Linked DNA regions of Mus musculus: region 2 is linked to region 1. The links are chromatin loops, found by intact Hi-C in ENCODE. Cell type or tissue: heart. All regions are shown on one strand.

Region 1 (5,000 bases):
CCTGGCTTATGTTTTCTGAATCCTTTTCATGGTCAATGCATATTCATTTGAGGAAAGGTCTGGTTTAATAAAAATTGAGTACATGTTTACAACTCTGTTGGATAAAAGTATAGGCTCTCTAGTTAGACCTCCTACCTCAGCTCTAGTTCCAAATAGTTGTATGACCTTAAGCAAGTTTCTTTAATTCTCCAATTTCTGTTTCTTCTTCATCTTTAAAACAGGGATAATGATAGTCCCCATTTCATAGTGTTGTATGTAATATAAAGTGCTTAGTTGCTGTGCCTAGCATAAGTGCCCAGTAAGTGTTACCTGCTATCATCCCAGCCTGCTTCCTTCAGTGAGAAATCTCAAGCTAATTAGTCTGTCGTCCTCTCTGTGGTGCTGTCTCTCTTAGGTTTGTGATTTATTCTAATTACTGTAGAAAATAGCCTTTTCTTTTGGTGTTCAGTTTTTAATCAACATCAAAATGAGCCATATGAGAAGGCTAAAAAATGCATTACAAGAGTCTTCCTCTGTAGTTCCCTTCATTTCTACTACTTTGGATCATCACTTCAGTGCCTTTGGACTCAGATAGTTAAATTCTTTGCAGCTCGAAGTGGACTTAACTTGGAAGAGGCTAGTGTTGAGAGAGAACAAACGTGAGAGATCTAAATAGGCAAGGCTTTGTACTTGTCATTAGGACGGGAACAGCCTTTGCTTTGCCATTTTCTTTCTGTGTTCTCTGTCCTCCTTTCTTAGTCTTCCATCTAATATGTTTTTGTGCATTTGTAAAATGACTGCTTTAATATAAGAACCAGGTAGAACAAGTTAATACATTTTGTAATTTATGTAACATTTGGGGCATTGCTTTTTAGTGTTCATGAAATAATCCTTAGGGATTATAGGTAATTACCTCAAAGATTAGTGACAATTTCCTGTTAGTTACTTTTCTTGTTTCTATGACAAAATATTTGACAAGAAGCAACTTGAGGAACATTTTGACACACGGTTTGAGGGTACAGTCCATCACAGTGAGAGAATGAGACAGGTAGTCACAACGCATCTGCAGTCAGGAAGCAGAGATGGATACCGTCTCCTAGCTGTTGCCTTTGTGTGAAGTCCGTGGAATAGCGGTCCGCATTCAGGGTGAGTCTTCCCACTTCAGTTCATCTAATCTAGACAATCCTGCATAGGCATGTCCAAAGGCTTTCCTCCTAGGTTGTTGTAGATTTTGTCAAGTTAACTGTCAGTATTAATCATATTTGCCAAGAATGGTGTGGACCACTTAGGAATACAAAGCAGTATTATTTCTTTAAACCATTTTTATTAGCATCTGAACATCCAAGTGGTAGAAGGGAAAATTTCTCCCCTTTAGGTTTTCCATTGCTGCGGAGCCTACCTGTATTGAGCTTTCCTCCCCCTCCCCCTTCATCCCAGTGATTCTGGCCTAAGACTCACTAACGCCTTTCACCGTACTGATTCCTACAGTGTTGCACAGGTTCGCAGACTGGGTAGTGTGGGGTGCTGGAGGAGTTAAGAACCTTTGGATTAGATTTGGGCAGCTGTAAGCCTTTTCTGGTAGTGCTCCCCTGAACCTGATCTTTGGAGTTCATTTAGCTGAGGACCTGATAGTGCAGCTCACTCTTGCATCTCTCGCAGATCGCCTCTTCATTACTGCAGCTGTTCTTTATTTTTGTCTTCTCCACATTCCACATCAGCCTTCTTTTCTTTATTCTGTCTTCTGTCTTTGAAAATTAAGGACAAAAGAAGTTACTCATAATTCATAGCATAGAGTTCATTCTTTCATTTCATTTCATAAATATTGCATGATTTCTTGCAAGAAATGTCCAATATATTACTTATATAACCTGTGAATAAAATACACAACCCTGTCTTGCCATAGGGGCACTTAAATTCAGGAAAAGAGAATAAAGACAATAAAATATCTTGAACTTAGAAATTACCAAGTACTATGGAGAAAATTAAGAGAGGAAATATGGGGGTGTATGTGTGTGAAGTAATTGGAAGAAGTAAATTTGCTATCTTCAAAATTATCAAGAAACTCCAACACCCTTCCCCCCCCCAAAAAAAAATCCATAGTGTACATTTACAAGTAAATCCATAGTAGCCTTAATGTAAGTAAGTTATTCATAGTTTAGGGTACCATATTTAAGATGGTTTCATTGTTATTGTTATTATTATTGTATATTTGTTTGGTACCTAGCAAACCTCTTGATATTTCTTACTATTGAAATTATTTAAAAACCTTCCCTAACACAGTTTATGCTTAAAGCAGAAATTTGCCAAATTGTTTAGAATGGGCACTTAATTTGATTTTCCCTAAAAGTACTATATTGTTTGGTTTAAGGTTTTATTGACTTTTTATGTGTACTATTTATTATAATGAATAATAAATGTTCTGTGTAGAAAATTGGGACACTATACGGAAATACAAAGAACATGATACTTTTTTGATATAGCCGCTGCTCATGTTTTGATAGAGCTCCTCCTAAAACATTGTCTCTACAGATAATGCACCTTGCATCTGCTATATTGTTAGAAGTTAATTTTTTTGTTGTTGCTGTGCTACCCCAAGCATGTGAGGCAAGTGCTTTTCCATTGAACTGCATGCCCAGTTCCTGTTCTGTGATTTTTTTTCTTCTTAGCTTACTAATATTTATCAAAACCTGACTCTATTTTTACTATGTACTTATTCTCAGTACACTTTTATTGGTGAATAATATGCCGTTACTACTGAATACTAGTAATAATGTCTAACATTTATAGAGCAGTAGTTTTATCTTAGTTATTTTGCAGATACTTTACATAAATTCATTTAGTCTTTAGCCTCTTTATCAGAACTTTATAGTTGAGGAATTTGAGCAAGTATAATAATTTCCTCAGCGTCACCCAACCAGTAAGTGAGAGACCTAGGGTATAAATTTGACTTTGATCATCTGCTTATAATCACTGTCTTGTATGGCTTCTGTAGATTAAGGTAGTCTGTAACCGTTCTTTGATGTCATGCTGTAGCTCGCATCCCTGTACCTGTGCTTGTGTTCATGATGATGAGCATTTCCCCAGGATAGATTTCAAGTGGACAAAAGGGACATTGGATCAAAAGGGATGGACACGTCTTTTTTTAGGTTATATTAAAGGCGGGCTTATTGGGAAGCTGCTTTCTGGTGGGACCCAAGGACCAAGGGCAGAGAAGTCACCTGGGGAAAGTGGGGTAGGAAGGGAGAAAGGAGCATGTGCGGAGCATGTGGATGGACCCATCCGTCTTAATGCCCATGTAAACATAGTATCAGATTACCTTAGGGCAAAGTTCTTAGTATCCATGTGGGAATGAAACCTGTCTATTTCCTAACACCCTTGAAAGCACTGCCTTTTAAAAATATGCTAACTTACTAAAACTACTTTTCTACTTCTAAGTGTTGGTATCAGATCATTCTTTTTCCATTTTTCTTGAAAAATGTTAATTTCTGCTTCTTTCCTATTTTATTGGCACATTCACTTTGTTTTGTTTTGTAGTTCTTTTGTTCTTTTGTTCCTTTCTTTCCTGTCTTCTCTTCCCTCCTTCCCTCTCCTTCCCTCCCTCCCCCAATCTGTTGACAGAGTTTGATATAGCCCCGACTGGCCTCAAATGTACTATGTAGCCAAGGATAAAAGAGGTGAAGGAGACTTCTGCTGTCCGTGCCTCCACCTCCTGAACACTGGGACTGCAGGCAGATGCAGCTGCCCCTGCTCTATGGGGTGTAGGGAACAAGCCTGAAGCTTTGCGCATGGTGCAGTCATTCTACCAACTCAACCACATTACCAGCCCTTTCGATTGTTCATAAGAATTCTTTGTATGTTAAGCATAGTCTATCTTCTGTGTAGTTATACATTTTTCTAAGTTTGTTTTTTAGGTTTGTTTTTGGATTTAAGAAAAATAACAATGATGGTAGTTAATGTCTCTATAGTGTTTCTCAAGTACATATATGTTGTATATGCTAGATGTCATTCATTTAATAACTCATTTAATTTTTGCAGCATCCCGTAGGAGGTAGTGCTGTTATTAGCTCCTTTGGCAGACATTGTCATTTTTTTTTTTTTTTTTTTTTTTGAGGCAGGGTCTCATGTGTAGCCCTGCTGGCCTTGAACTTGCAGAGATCCACCTGCCTTCCAAGTGCTGGGCTTAAACGCGTGTGCCTTGACTTCATCTTTTTAAAGTCTAGATTTTTCCTCTGTGCTTTTGCCTATTTCTGTTCTCAGTCCCCAGTAACCTGCTGTCTGAAACCTATTGTTTAGTACTCGTTACTCAATTTAGAAGTCATTTCCTCTGAGATTACTCATCTAATAACGTTCTAGTTTCTCAAGGCAAAGTGAGCTACTCATCTGTTTCTCACTCCCACAGCACTTACATGGAAGTCCAAGTTTTGGTGCATTTTTCTACTCTATTCCCTTTTCTTATACATTTAATGACTGGGCAAAAACACTGACTTGAATTAAAAGTGCTCATGGTGACTCTGGGTGGTGTCAAGAAGTGAAAGGCCAAGAGGTGGCCTGGTTGATGAAGGGCTTGCTGCACAAGCTTGAATCCCCAGTGCGCACATAAACACACATGTACATGCCTCCCCTATCCCCCAGTCAAACACAAAAGAAGCCCAGCACTTGGGAGGCAGGTGGATCTCTACAAGTTCAAGGTCAGCAGGGCCATACACCGAAATCCTGCCTTTTAAAAAAAAGGTGATGTGAATTGAGTTAATAGCAGAGCACTCCTAGGTAAGACCTTCCAAGTCCAGCAAGCAGAGACCTGGACTGGGAAAGGAACACTGAAGCTGGTCTGAGAGGTAGTGGGGAAAACAGCAGAAGGCCAGAGACTGGTTTTGCATATTACAAACCTTGCTTCTGGGAGAGCTTTAGGAGTAAGGCCCTGTTTGCCCTAATATGTGTTTGTGGGTATGGGTCTACGTAGGGTTTGTTTTTTTTTGTTTGTTTGTTTGTTTTGTTTTGTTTTGTAGGGATTGTTGTTGTTT
Region 2 (5,000 bases), 220 kb after region 1:
ACATTTTAGCACAAATCTGTCTTTTTTTTCCCCCATTCATCTTTTTCCATTTTCCTTGTGAGTAGAAAGGGAGAGATGAGAACAAAGCTGACAGCCCCTGCAGACCTGGAGTGGCATTTGCTACTTTGTGGGTTCTCTTTTTTCTACCCTTCTCCATTCCTTTTCTTCTACCCTTTCAACCCCCTAATGCTAGATAGGGGAGAAACAAGGATAGAGAGGAAGGGGGACAGAGTCATAGGTTGACTACTTCCTGCTGGTTAGGGCCATTGCTCTCCTTGGGGCAAGTTTAATCTTCCCATTCAGGATACCTAATTTCCTCTTGTTTCTTCTTTGTGCACAACTACTTAAGCCATGATAAACCAACAACTCACCTGCCTCTCAGGGCCCTAGCATTTACATTTCCCTTTGAAGGAGGAGTCCCCAGAATTCTAAACATCATGTGGTCTCAGAAACTGCCTGCAGCTGACAAATCCCACCCCCGCAGGAGCACAAGGCCAGTCCTAGTCAGCGGCTGTGGACAATCTAAAGCAGCCCATAGGCCTCACCTGGATGAAAATGAAAACATATTCCCATAATATGTCTGTGATTGTCAAAGAGACCAAAGTTTTCACTACACAGACCCGCTAAGTTAGATGTGGACGATCAGTCTGCTCTGGGTCTGGAACAGGACTTCCTCTTTTCCACTCTTACCCATGCCTGGCTGCCGTGGGAATGGATTTATTGGGGGGGGGGGGGATGAGACAAAATACCAGGTGTTGGTGTAGTTATTCCCACCTCTGTGATAAGGTGGGGAACAGGGACTCAGGTAGGAGATGCACAAAGTAACACATGCTATTATAATTCCACTCACTACAGTCTTTCTATGCACGATGTAACACATGCTATTATAATTCCACTCACTACAGTCTTTCTATGCACGATGTAACACATGCTATTATAATTCCACTCACTACAGTCTTTCTATGCACGATGTAACACATGCTATTATAATTCCACTCACTACAGTCTTTCTATGCACGATGTAACACATGCTATTATAATTCCACTCACTACAGTCTTTCTATGGCCAGTGCTTCAGGTCCAACCGTACTTGCCTCCTGCGCTTGTAGTGATTTGTTATTTTCAGGCAAGGCCTCAATAGGTAGCCCAGGCTAGCCTTAAGCTCGAGCTTTCCCTGCTTCAAACTCCACGTGCTGGGGTTATAGGCACGCACAGCCACACCTATGTTTATCTTTACTCACATGTCCAGAGATATACCTTGAAACCTTATGAGTACCAATGCTTGCGTTTAACATGACTACCAATCTCTCTCCTTTGGAAGGTGCTGATCCTATTAGGAGAAGAATGTCAACTGCCCAGCTCTTGATGGTTGCTGGGCTCTCTGTGGCTTAATAGTAGGAGCTGTTGTTAGTTTTAGTGGGCCCTGTTTTTAAAACTACTTCTTTGTTTGTTTGGGTTTTTTTGTTTGTTTGTTTTTTGAGACAGAGTTTCTCGGTATAGCCCTGGTTATCCTGGAACTCACTTTGTAGACCAGGCTGGCCTTGAACTCAGAAATCTGCCTGCCTCTGCCTCCAGAGTGCTGGGATTAAAGGCGTGCGCCACCACGCCCAGCCTTTAAAACTACTTTTTAAATGAGGTAGTCGGATCACTAGTTTGCTCGATCTAGGGATAATGAGGTGGGTGGTAAGTGAAAGAAAGTAGGATTGTCACCCAGAAAACTGCCTTTGTACAAACAGCTTGCTTTAGGGAGCCTATAAATAAGTCTGCTACCTTGTGTACCAATTGGTAACTGTGTTCAGATAATTAATTCTCTAAACCCTCCCACGTATTTCTATACTTCATATTTATATGTTTCTATCAGAATGAGCAAAAACATGGCCACAGTATTAAGTCTTCACATAGGCCCACGGCTTTGTTTTCAGGGTAGACCTCTTCTCAGTATACCAAAAAAGCCTATGTAAGCTTGGACCTTCGACAGGTTTATGTTCCTAAAATCCTCTGTAGCATCATAGAAGGAGCCAGCTTTGGGAGTATATCCCATCAGTTTCGCAGCGATAAGGCTTCAGCATTCCTTTTGTGTTAAGCTATGTAAGTCTGTCACTTGCACTAGTATTTTACTGCAGCCTTCAGTCTTACCTGGTACAGAATGAGGGTGCACATTTGAAAGCATGCTCTTTCCTGATGGGAAGTGAAAGGGTGTGCTGTTTTAGATACTCAAAACATTAGGGCTAGGCAGGATGGAGAATAACAGGGTTAAGGCCTTTCTTCAGGCTGATAATCTTTTCCTTAGTACAAACGCCGGTGAAAACCTCCACGGAGCAGATTCTGCCTTTCTCTGCAAACAGCCCCCAACGTCTGCTGCTGGTTCTTGATAGAGTCTACCCGGCAACTTATATTCAAGTGGCTAATATGTGGGGGCTAACAGGAGCGCGGGCAAAATCGTCTTGGAGCTGCCCTAGTGAAGGAGGACCTCCGAGCAAACTCGGAAGTGGCCTCTCTTCCCATGTCCTGTAAAGCTGGTCTAAGGAAATAAAAAGATGCATGTGACGGGTTGTGTGCTCTGTTTGCGTGGACAGGGGCCGCGGGAACCGGGTGAGGGAGTTCGACGGTCAGGTGAAGCGCGACCTGAGGCCCAGGGCCCCGGGATCGGCCTTCCGAGCAAAGTTCAGATTGGGACCTCTGTTGGAAGCGCTGGCGAGCCGGGTTCCTCTCCGAGACCTGGGCGCGCTAAATCGCAGGCTCTGGGTCTGATCTCTCTCATGGACCCCGCCCCTCGCTCCTTAAGCCACACCCCCTCAAGCGGAACACCTCCCTTCCCTTGGCATTCGCCCCGCCCCTTCCGGTCCGCAATCCGGAAGCGTTCTGGAGCTTGCTAGTTCGCTTTCCGGCTTGAGAATGCGTTCTCTGTAGTGTGACTTGGAGCATCTTTTCTAGGAAGTAAACGCGTCCTAATTTGAGACGCGGACTTTCCGGCATTGCTGTAAAAGCTTCCGGCGCTACCTGGCTGTAAATACTCTGTATCTGACGCCGTGTCGCCCACGAAGGCGATCAGGTTTAGAAATATCCAGAGGGATCTTACGGTAACCTACATCAGCCCGCCAAGATGGCGATGCAAGCGGCTAAGAGGGCGAATGTGAGTACCCCGCTTTCTGCGTGACAGGGAAGCGATGTTGTTGCTTGACTGTTGCTGCGTGCCTGGGGAGCGTTTTTTGTCCCTCCGCCCATAGTTGGGGAAGCTTGTTATCAGTTCTGTCAAAGGAGGTTCTGTCCTGGGCTCGTCCTCAGGGGTGTGTTCTTTGAGCGACTTTTCGCCCCACCCCTATTGAGAGCCCCCTGGCATCAGTGACCTCGTAACGCCTAGGACCAGGCGTTAGGCTCTTCTGAGTCCAAAAAGACATACGGAGTAACTATTTGGTTCCTTGCCAGCTGGAGCCTGGGATTTTTCTCGAATGTAGAACTTTGGGAATCCTCTATTAATATTATGTAAGCACCTGCTTTGTCTCTTGTCTTACAAACGGGAAGCAATTCATCAGTTGGGTTTATTCAACACTACTGTGTAAAGGACTAGTCGGGCTTATGTTCTACTGTTGTCAGTGAGTGTTACCAAAACCTTTAAGGAAAAAAAAAAACATCTTTCAGGAAATTAAGAAGTGGTTAAAACTTAGAATCACACCAAAACAAAGACACATAATTGACCATTGGATATCCTGATGAAGATTTTGGGCAACCGCGATTATGTGAATCATTTCAGTGAATGAAAACTTAGTTCCTGTAAAATAAAAAGATGGTAGGAGTTAGGACAAAACTGTAGAGCTGATTCTATGATTTTTCTTATTAATAGAGAAATTGAATTGTTTTAAAGATACCTACAGTGCTTTTTATAGACCAACGAGAGTGAGCCAACATAATGGTAGAGACCTGATATGTAAGATTCCAGAGTAAAACTGGAATGTGGCTCAGTGATTGCCTAGTGGGCGTGAGTCTGGATTTGACTCCCAGCACCTCAAACCATGACAACCAAAAATAAGTAAAGAGGGGAGTGGTTGGTACACCAATAGAAGAAAAAAATGGTTGGATGGACATAGATGGATAAAGTTTACAATAGGAATATATAGTTACCATTTGATCATATCTGTTTTCTTCAAGAAGTGTGGAGCCCCGGGTCATATCCTATGTTGGCTGAGAAGAGTATAGAGCCTTTTCAAATTTTACAGGGGATGATGATGGTGAAGTTTTAGGAGAGAAGAGAGAGACATACACAGTGTTTTACACAGTGAAAAAGCAGATTTACTGGAGAAATATATTTGTGTGGCAGTTGTTGATTATCAAACTTGACCTGGAAATCTTAAACTTTTATAGTCTGTCTAATTATCACCACTACTCATTTGAAGGTAGGGATAAGCGTTTTTACTTTCATGTTTGTTTATTATTGTATGTGCACATGTAGAGGCCAGACGACAATTTGTGGGAGTCGGTTCTCTCCATGTGGATTCCAGGGATTGACAGCTCACCAGGCTTGCTGGCGAGGGCCAGCTCACCAGCCTGAGGGCAAATATCTTATCCTTTCATTCATATAATGCTTAGCTTCATACCAAAAGCCGTGTTGGTTTAATAAGTGATTACTGAAAATGTTTTGTCTGAGCTGGGCATGGTGGTGGCGGCGCATGTCTTTTATCCCAGCACTCGGGAGGCAAAGGCAGGCGGATTTCTGAGTTCGAGGCCAGCCTGGTCTACAGAGTGAGTTCCAGAACAGCCAGGGCTACACAGAGACACCCTGCCTCATAAAACCAAAAAAAAAAAAAAAGAAAGAAAGAAAGAAAATGTTTTGTCTGGTATGTAATTGACTGTAGTAGCAAAGAGGGACGTGTGAGTCAGCTGTAGAGGAAGAAGGCTAAGAGTGAGGAGTGTACAGCAGGTTCAGACAGGCAACAGACCGGGCCACAGTATCAATGTCACAGATAGGAGGAACAACAAGAAGGGTGAGAGTGAAGAGTGTATAG

What was found. Peaks named below come from ENCODE experiments on the same cell type or tissue, not always from the same donor. Only the 100,000 strongest peaks of a DNase experiment are listed, where the experiment ranks them.
Region 2: a loop joins it to region 1, with 2.5 times the contacts of the local background. A loop is called at or near these places in 1 of 42 quality-filtered maps.

The regions. Positions count from the first base shown.
Region 1 is chr12:4,595,592-4,600,591 of GRCm38, forward strand. The region is part of intron 1 of Itsn2 (intersectin 2); the gene reads left to right. Among named protein-coding and RNA genes, the nearest start is that of Gm3625, 4.4 kb to the left of the region's middle. In heart, no CTCF peak of the experiment used is centred here; no DNase peak of the experiment used is centred here.
Region 2 is chr12:4,814,687-4,819,686 of GRCm38, forward strand. Sf3b6 (splicing factor 3B, subunit 6) reads left to right here and starts at 2,922. Exons shown (of 4, transcript NM_025323.2): 1 at 2,922-3,133. The coding sequence starts at 3,104. It also overlaps the pseudogene Gm20348. In heart, no CTCF peak of the experiment used is centred here; a DNase peak (open chromatin) is centred at 2,785; H3K4me3 peaks cover 2,064 bases; H3K27ac peaks cover 1,582 bases.